2 separate regions of the Homo sapiens genome follow, and region 1 is linked to region 2. Evidence: read pairs that join two places in POLR2A ChIA-PET (ENCODE). Cell type or tissue: IMR-90. All regions are shown on one strand.

What was found. Peaks named below come from ENCODE experiments on the same cell type or tissue, not always from the same donor. Only the 100,000 strongest peaks of a DNase experiment are listed, where the experiment ranks them.
Region 1: POLR2A ChIA-PET joins it to region 2 with 5 read pairs; 1 of 35 experiments calls an interaction of 5 or more read pairs at or near these places.

Annotation. Positions count from the first base shown.
Region 1 is chr5:159,188,723-159,193,722 of GRCh38, reverse strand. The region is part of intron 3 of RNF145 (ring finger protein 145); the gene reads left to right. Among named protein-coding and RNA genes, the nearest start is that of RNF145, 18 kb to the left of the region's middle. In IMR-90, no CTCF peak of the experiment used is centred here; no DNase peak of the experiment used is centred here; H3K27ac peaks cover 718 bases.
Region 2 is chr5:159,530,747-159,535,746 of GRCh38, reverse strand. All of the region lies in intron 2 of LOC105377684 (a long non-coding RNA gene), which reads right to left. Among named protein-coding and RNA genes, the nearest start is that of LINC01845, 67 kb to the right of the region's middle. In IMR-90, a CTCF peak has its summit at 3,990; a DNase peak (open chromatin) is centred at 2,396; H3K27ac peaks cover 280 bases.

The DNA of each region.
Region 1 (5,000 bases), 340 kb after region 2:
AACTTTTTCTGATTATAAAATTATGGTGCTCACTATGGACAATTTTTGGAAAATACAGAAAATGTAAAGGCATTTAATAATCGTTTGAAATTATACCACCCAGAGATAGATGTGTTAATATTCTGGTACTTTATTTCAGTTTTTAAAATACTGTTCAATTCTCACCACTTCTGTGGATATGAAAGGATGAGAATAACTAAAATCACTGGGTTTTTCACCCCTCTTGTTGAAACAGGACCACCAATTCTCTTTAATGTTTTGTCTAATTGTTTCTCAAAGTCCCAGGGTGTTTCCCAGAAGCTTACTCTTCTTGCATTTTCCTCCTTTATTCCTTCCTGGTTGATTTTCTATGCTCAAAATGGTGCCTGGAGGATGGTGTCTTACTCTTTAACTTCTGCCACCATCCTGCCCAGGGTAGGTCCTCTGATGTCAAAGTTGCAAAATCTGGAGCTGGCAGAGTAGTGTTGCATTTCTTGCAATCCTCACAATGTTTAAATCAAGCTGTGTTCCCTTCAAGAATGGAGACAGTGACATTCCCCGTTTTGCATGACAGAAGTATGTCACTGTGTCTTAGACTCCTTCATGAAAACAACTTAGACCTTGTCCTGTAGCATCCCTCTCCATAGAGCCAAACTAGGAGTCCAAGCACCAATACTGATACAGACATGATGCGTTTCTCATCCTAGTACCACCAGCCCCCACACCTCTGTTCCTGTGGCCTTACCCCGATACCTCTGAGTCTCAGCTCAGGCTGAGGATGGAGACACTTTCCCATCTTTGCTTACTCTTTTGTAAACAAAAATTGTATCTATAGAGTGTAATGCAGTCATTAGGGTATACTGAGCTCTGGAGTAACTGTTCTATTTTATAAATGAGTGCCTGGGCACTTATTTTTCGATAGATGGATGGTTTGGATAGGTTCAAATTCCAGGTTTTTTATTTACTGCTCCATAACCTTGGGTGTCATTTCCCAGAAGGATAAGCCTTAGTTTTTTCACATTAAAGTGGTAATAAAATATCTTAAGGGGCTGTTGTAAGATCAAATAAGATAAGGTATATAAAGCTCTTACCACAGTTTCTGACATAGTGAGTACTTGGTGAATTCTTTTGTCTTGTTTTTATCACATAGCAATGTTTTGTGAGCATTTTCTCATTGTTAATCTTTAAAAAATGATTTTTACATGGTATTTTATGTATAGCCATATAATATCTTTTTAGAATTGATAGGATTTTGTTGATTAATTAAGAAAATATCAAGGTTGAAGGTAGACCTCTTAATATTGTTGCTTTTATTATAGCTACAATTCTGGGTGAAAAACTGTGAGCCTGCCCTTTCTCATGGTTTTTCCATTTCCATTTGCATTTGTGGTGTAGTGATGGCTAAACCCATGTAGTTCTGTTTTTATCTACAGTGCTATGCTCCCTTGGTATCATGAGAGTTTGATTCTAGGACCTCCTGAGGATACCAAAATCTGTGGATGCTCAAATACTGATAGTATTTGCATGCAACTTTTGCACACTCCCTTCCATGTACTTTAATTCATCTCTGGATTATTATAATACCTAATACAATGCAAATGCTATGTAAATAGTTTTTATACTATATTCTTCAGGGAAAAATGACAAAAAAAGTCTGTACATGTTTACTCCAATTGCAGTTTTTTTTTTTTTCTGAATATTTTCGATTCTTGGTTGGTTGAATCCACAGATGTGGAACCCAGTGAATATGGAGGGCTGACTGTATTACCAATCCAGGCATTTCTAGAGAGGTCAGGATTCTGGTATATAAGGAAAAAGGGGACCTAAGTAGTTTCAGAGGTAAAGAAAGGATTTTTTCTGACCACCCTTGTGGCTTTTTGAGCTTTTTAGTTTCAGTTTATGAAAATGACTTTTTCTAATGTTTCAAGTTTATTTTCATAACTAGGAAATTAAAGCTTATTTTAAATAATAGAATTTTGTTTTATTTATTTTTATTTTATCTCGGCTCACTGCAACCTCTGCCTCCCAGGCTCAAGTGATTCTCCTGCCTCAGCCTCCTGAGTAGCTGGGACTACAGGCATGCGCCACCATGCCCAGCTAATTTTTTGTATTTTTAGTAGAGATGGGGTTTTACCATGTTGGCCAGGCTGGTCTTGAACTCCTGACCTCGTGATCTTCCCACCTTGGCCTCCCAAAGTGCTGAGATTACAGGCACGAACCATCGTGTCCAGCCTCAATAATAGGATTTTATTAAGTTTTAATAAAATTTTATAGTAGGCAAAAATACTTCCCATTCTTATTTCATTTTGATTTTTTTTATGTTCCTTTGGGATTTACAGATGAAAAAAAGGAAGTAGGCAAACAGCTAGGAAGGGCAATCCCAGACTTTAACTTGAATCCATGTTTTCACAATCTAGTTCATTCCACTTAGGTAGGCAGCATGGTTAGTAGAAAGGAAAATTAACTTTAGAATCAGACTTGATACAAATTGTTTCCTTACCTAGTAAATATGTTACCTCAGCAAGTTACTTCTTTGAAATTGTAGACTAAGCTTGTCCAACTCCTGGGCTGCGTGTGGCCCAGGATGGCTTTGAATGCAGCCCAACAAAAATTCGTGAACTTTCTTAAAACATGAGATATTTTTTGCCTTTTTTTTTTTTTTTTGCTCATCAGCTATTGTGTGTTTTATGTGTGGCCCAAGACAGTTCTTCTTCTTCCAGTTAGGCTCAGGGAAACCGAAAGATTGGATACCCCTTTGTAGACAATGCCATCTCATGGAGTTTGTTTTGATATAAAATGAATGAATTTCAAGATATGGCATATTTTAGTATTAATATTTTCCTCTTAGTATAATTTATACTATATGATAGTATCTCACAAAAGGCTAGTAAAGATGTGCTGTCCTTGAATTATTCATAACATATCACAGTTAATAAATACCAATGTTTGAATATGTAACATTTGTAAGACATTGAGGTTGAAGGTTTTAGTTTTAAAAAAATAATGGTTCAGATTTCTGTGGAGCTTCATAACCAAGTATCTTTTTTTTTTTTTTTTTTTTTGAGATGGTTGTCACTGTGTCACCAAGGTTGCAGTGGAGTGGTGCAGTCATTGCTCACTGTAGCCTTGAACTCAAGCACTTCTCCCACCTCAGCCTCTTGAATAGCTGGGACTACAGGTGTACGCCACCATGCCTAGCTAATTAAAAAAATATTTTTTTGTAGAGATGGGTTTCTTGCTGTGTTGCCCAGACTGATCTTGAACTCCTGCCCTCAAGATATCCTCCTGCCTCAGCCTCCCAAAGCTTTGGGATTACAGGTATGAGTCACTGTGCCTGGCCCCAGGTATTTTTTTTTAAATAACAACTTTATCGAGATAGTCACATACCTGATTAAAGTATATAGCTCAAGGGCCTTGTATGGTGGCTCACACTTGTAATCCCAGCATTTTGGGAGGCCAAGGCAGGCGGATTGCTTGAGCTCAAGAGTTGGAGACCAGCCTGGGCAACATGGTGAAACCCCTTCTCTACAAAAAATTAACTGGGTGTGGTGGCATGCACTTTTAGTCCCAGCTACTTCGGAGGCTGAGGTGGAGGATCGATTGAGCCTGGGAGGTTGAGGCTACAGTGAGCTGGGATTGTGCCACTGCACTCCAGCCTGGTGACAGAACAAGACCCTGTTTGACAGAACAAGCTGTATATATGTATACAGCTCAGTGGTTTGTAGTACATTCACAGAGTTGTGCAGAACATCATCAAAATTTATTTTAGATTTTCATCACCCCAGAAAGAAACTTCATACCCATTAGCAATCATTGTCTATTTCCCACCACCCTCCCTGCCCCCAGCCCTTGGCAACTGTCAGTCTATCACCTGTCTTTTTTTATTGACCTGTTCTGGATATTTTATATGCACTGAATTTCACTTAGCATGTTTTCAAGATTCATGCATGTTGCAGCATGTGTTGGTGCTTACTTTCTTTTTCTGTCCATATTCCATTGTATGGATGTATGTCACATTTTGTTTATACATCCAATTATCTTTTGATGGACGCTTGGATTGTTTCTATGTTTTAGCTATTATGAATAATGTTATGACAATTCATGTACAGGTTTTGTGTAGACAAATGTTTTATTTTCCTTGGACAAATACCTCGGAGTGGAATTGCTGAATCATGTGGTGCCTATATTTAACCTTTTGAGAAACTGCCAGACTGTTAAAATGGCTGCAGTGTTTCATATTTCTACCAGCGGTGTATGAGGCTTCCAATTTGTCTACATTCTTGCCAGCATCCATTGTTGTCCTTTTTAGTGGAGCCATTACAGTGAGTGTGAAGAGGTATTTCATTGTGCTTTAGATTTGCATTTCCCTGATGGCTAATGAAGTTAAACATCTTTACATGTGTTCATTGACCGTGTGTAAATATTGGAAAAATGTTTATTCACATCCTTTGCTCAGTATTTAATTGGGTTATTTGTCTTTTTCTTGCTAAGTTGTAGGAGTTCTTTATATATTCTAGATACAAGTCCCTTATCAGATCTATGATTTGCAAATATATACAAGTCCCTTATCAGATCTATGATTTGCAAATATATACAAGTCCCTTATCAGATCTATGATTTGCAAATATATACAAGTCCCTTATCAGATCTATAATTTACAAATATATTCTTCCATTCACTGCAATCTAGTTATATCAAGGCATAGTTTATTATGCTCCTGAGAAGGAGAATCAGCACTTATAATAATTTTAACAATTAATTTCGTACTTAAAAAACTGGCTATATCCAGCCTTATTGGAAACAAGAAAAAAAAAATTAAAAACTAGCTTATAGAAAAAGACATTTGCAAATATTAATTTTCTAAGTTGAAAATTTCATGAACTTTTGAAAAGTTGGGTTTCTGTTTTCCTTTATGTGTATTTACATAATGAAACTTATTATCCTGAAATGACTAAAAACTTGTTTAGAATATGTCTATAGAATGGATATAGCTTGCAGTTTGGAAGAATTAAATGTCAGAG
Region 2 (5,000 bases):
GAGGTTGCAGTGAGGCAAGATTGGACCACTGCACTCCAGCCTGGGCAACAGAGGGAGACTCTGCCTCAAATTTAAAAAAAAAAAAAAAAAAAAAGAAATGCAGACTCTTGGGCCCCACCTCAGACCTCTTGAATCTGAATCTGCATTTTAACAAGATCCTCAACTGACTGATGTGCACATTCAAGTTTGAGAGCCCTACCCTAGTGTTCCTGACTCAAAGCTGGGGTTCTTTCTCTCCTCTCTTGTCCAGCAGTTTTCAAACATGAGTTCCCACAATAGTCACCTGAGATCCATATTAAACAGGTAGTTACTTATTGAAGTTCCACCATCAGATGCTGTGATTTAGTAGTTCAGGGCTGAGGCACAGGAATCTGTATTTTTAACCAACAGCCCAAATGGTTCTAATGTGGAAGGTCTGAGGATCACACTTTGAGAAACACAAGATAGAAAATGCATTGGCCTCACTTTTCCTATCTGTTGAGAATAAAATAGGATATTTTAAAAACTAGCTTCTAGCTTATAAAGACTCTGCTTTTAGTGGCTGGGTGTGGTAGCTGACGCCTGTAATCCCACCACTTTGGGAGGCCAAGGCGGGTGGATCACTTGCTGCCAGGAGTTCAAGACCAGCCTGGCCAACATGGTGAAACCCCATCTCTACTAAAAATACAAAAATTAGCCGGGCATGGTGGCATGCGCCTATAATCCCAGTTACTTGGGAGGCTGAGGCAGGAGAATTGCTTGAACCCGGGAGGTGGAGGTTGCAGTGAACTGAGATTGTCCCACAGCACTCCAGCCTGAGCAACAGAGTGAGACTTCTGGAGGCAGGAGAACCACTTGAACCCGGGAGGTGGAGGTCGCAGTGAGCTGAGATTGCGCCACTGCACTCCAGCCTGGGTGACAGAGCAAGACTGTGTCTCAAAAAAAAAAAACAAAAAACAAAAAAAAAAGACTCTGCTTTTAAGATCAGTTCCCACATTTGTAACAAGGAGAAGAGGGAAAACAGACCCCTCTAAACCTTGAAACTTGGAGGTTGGCCAGGCACCGTAATCCCAGCTACTCAGGAGGCTGAGGCAGGAGGATCACTTGAGGCCAGGAGGTTGAAGCTGGGCCACACAGTGGGACCCTGTCTCTAAAAAAAAAAGTTTTAAAAAAATAGCTGATTGTAGTGGTGGATACTGTTAGTCCCAGCTACTCAGGAGGCTGAGGCTGCGGTAAGCTATGATTGCACCATTGCACTCCAAAATGGGCAACATAGTGAGACCCTGTCTCTAAAAGAAGTTAAAATGAAGATTAGCTGAGCACAGTGGTGCATACCTGCAGTCCCAGCTACTCAGGAGGCTGAGGTGGGAGTATCACCTGAGCTCAGGCATTTGGGGCTGAGTGACCTGTGATTGTGCCACTGCATTCCAGCCTGGGTGACAGATCCAGATCCTGTCTCAAAAAAAATAAAAATAAAAATAATATTAATAATAAAACAAAAAAGAAAATCAGAGGTGGAGAAACTTTAAAGATAACTTGCCCATGATCACGTGGCTCACTGGTGGCAGAGCTAAAGCAGTATCCAGGACTGCTGGTTCTTAACATTAAAATACAAATCACCAAGCATAAAGCTCAGTAGCAGCAGCAGAGGCACAAGTGGCAATTATAAAGCTCTATATGTAAGTGTTTTTACATATTAACTCATTTAAATCTCGTAACAGCCCATACGGTAGTTACTATTATTCTCTTTATCCTAATGAGGAAACTGAGGCACAGGGAAGGAAAGTCACCTTCTTACCAATAAGTGGTAGAGTCAGCATTCAAACCCAGGCTGGCTTTGGCATTCAGATTCTTAAGGCACTTAGTAAGCAAAGAATAAATAATGGATGAATGAATGAGTGGATGAATAAAATATCAAATGATTGCAAACTGTTCTGGAATACCCTATCAGGTTTTATCCTTCTCTTTGTCTCAAAACCAACGGATTGAAGTGGAAATGCATCACACCCCTGTTAGCATCTGTTTAAAGGGCACAGGAGCTGGAGTCAGACATACCTGAATTCAAAAGCAGCTTTTCTGCTCATTAGCTGTATAACTTTGGGAGAGTCACAAAAATCTACTTAAACCTTAGTTTTCTAACATGTAAAAGAGATGCAAGGATAGTGGCCATCTCCTAGGGTTATTGTAATGAAAATAAAACAAAGTCATTAAAAGGAACGATTATTTTAAACACTGCCACATATTTTTGCTGCCATGTTTGGTTTTCAAATAAGCTTGACGTTGTCTTAATAGTTGTAAAGCCCCCTGAGGGCAAGGCACTGTTCCTTGAACTTCTTTATCTCCAGGATCCCCTGCTGACTGTATTAATGAGACCTTACTCACTGATAGGGATCAGCCTCAGTGACTGTTGCTGTGTTTACATACCAAGAGGGTGAAGAAACGCTTCTTCAAGGCATAGTTTCTCTGACCCGTCCCTCACCCGGTTTCTCCTTTTACAGAGAGAACGCAGGAATGCACAGAGAAACTTCTATGAACAGCAGAAGATGAACTTTGTTTTAGAGAAAAGTTACCTTGAAAAATAATTGAACAAGGCATCAACAGCAGACTTCCCCACCCTGGTTTGTGACCTTGGGCAAATTGCTTTGTCACTCTGTGTATCTATTTCTCTTCCTGTAGAATAAGCAGGACAATTGTTCAGGTCTCTAAGGGTTCTTGACTGTATTAACATTCTAATTCTTCGAGTCCTCATTCAATGATTCTCAAATTCCCCACCTACCCCTCTTAGGCTTCACTATGTGACATTGATGGGAAAGAACAAGGCTCTCATCAAATGAGAAGTGCATAAAAATTATTAAGCATTATAACATCCATAAAACCATTAGAGCTACTATACATTGAGCACCTACTCTATGTCACCTGCCATGTTCACACTTGCACACATAACCGTTTCAACAACCCTAGGTGGTGGATATTATTGTTCTGATGTTACAAATAGGGAAACTAGGCTCAGAGCATTTAAGATACAGGCCCAAGGTCACATAGCTAGTAAGTGGCATGGGTGGGATTTGAATCCATTTTTTTGTGATCCAGGTTACATTATTGGTTTAAAAAGTGAAAGCAAAATGGTAAATGATTTGTATAATATACTACAATTTAGCCAAGAAAAGTGAGGTGGTGAGTACAACTCATACAACCACAGGAAACATTGTATATCTATATCTATATCTATGCAATAGAAAACCTGTAAAAATGTTAAGTGGTTACTTATAGTGGGAGTGAGGAAATTGAGTGGAGATGGCAGAGACTTCTTTTAACATATCTTGTTTTAAAAAGTACTCCCTAAATATCCAAAGTAAAATGAAACGAAACAGAAATTTGTAACCAGTCATTGACATAACCACATAGAGAAGAACTTCTCAAAGTGCTTTAAAGTGCTTCAGCTCTGCTTCAAAGCACAGTTATGTGACTGTACATCCCTACTAAGATATAGCATAAGAAAAAAAGAGAACTGGAGAAAACAAATTATTTATAATAATTATACTAATGGTGGTAGTGTTAGTATTGTTAGCCTGAGATGGTTGTGAATGTAGTTTGGGATAAATCAAATGAATCATTTTGTGGGTGTCATTGAAAACCAGGAATTTCAACATGGGAGAAAGGAAACATGTATATATATATATATATATATATATATATATGATAGATGATGGTAGCTAAAATCCTGGAATTCTGAATTTCAATAAAAACTACTTGTATGATGCATATCAGTACAGGAAAGGCCTAGCAACAGCAATCCAGAAGCACTGAGCACTCCTTGTGCCTAGTTTGCTATCTATAAATACCACTTCTTGCTAAAAGAAGTCCAGGATCCTTGGCAAAGTGACTCATTTCATGTCTGGGGCAGGTAATGTGCAAAATGAGCCTGGAGAATCTGTCATATCAAAAAGCAAGGAAACTATAAAAAATTACTAGGATTCTGTCAAATGAACTCAGGAGCCAATATGAAGAGACTCCTACTGGCCAAAAATGAGATAATTTGAGAATTAATAACTTACAAATGATATCTAGTATGTTTAAATCCATGATATTTAAAAACATCCATAGTCACCCTTAGAAGTTGCTGCAGAACCAGCACATTATTTAGAGAACTGGTGAAAAAAAAAAAAGAAGGTAAAGGGTAAAGAATTGAATATTAATCATGTTTTTCTATGAGAATTATGCCTCAGCATAATCATGAGAGAAAGTTTCTCTGTAGAGAAGCATTCTACCTAATTAACAAAAAAAGGCAGAATATAGAATTAGTCTATCACCATTTTGCAATTCCTAATGAATTAATGCACCTAAGCAATGACCAGTGACTGCTCACATTTCAGAGAGGGACAATCAAATACAGTGTGCCTTCTGCTAGATAAAGAGAGCACCACCGATGAAGTAGCCTTGCCAAAAGAAATTGATAGTGAATTTAATCAAAATTCAACATCCAACTACTGATTGACAGAAAACACAGGGGACCAGGAATCTGTTAAATATCACCACAAAGATGTCATCAGCAAGATCAAGATGTGGGAAACTCTGCAGGACAACCCACCCAGTTTCTTTTCCAAAATACTGGTGAGGAAAATTATTTAAAGAGAGAAATGAGACAGAACCTGTAGATTACAAGGGACCTAAGAGATGCAGTAATCAATTACAACGTACGGGCCTTGTGTGGACCCTGACTCAAATGAACAAACAAAAACAAATAACAACATCTTTTTATAAGACAAGTAGGGAAAAGTGAACAAACATCTATTATATTATTTTTTTGATGATATCAAATAATCATATAATGTATGATGCATCATAATTACAAATCCATTTGTAATTATTAATATTTTTAAGTGTGATAATGCCATGACTGTGCTTTTTTTTTTTCAAGAGCGCCTATCTTTTAAAAAATAAAACTAAGATATTTACCTACGAAGTTATATGCTGTCTAGGATTTGCTTCATAGTAATGCAGGGGGAGAGAGGTTGGGGAAA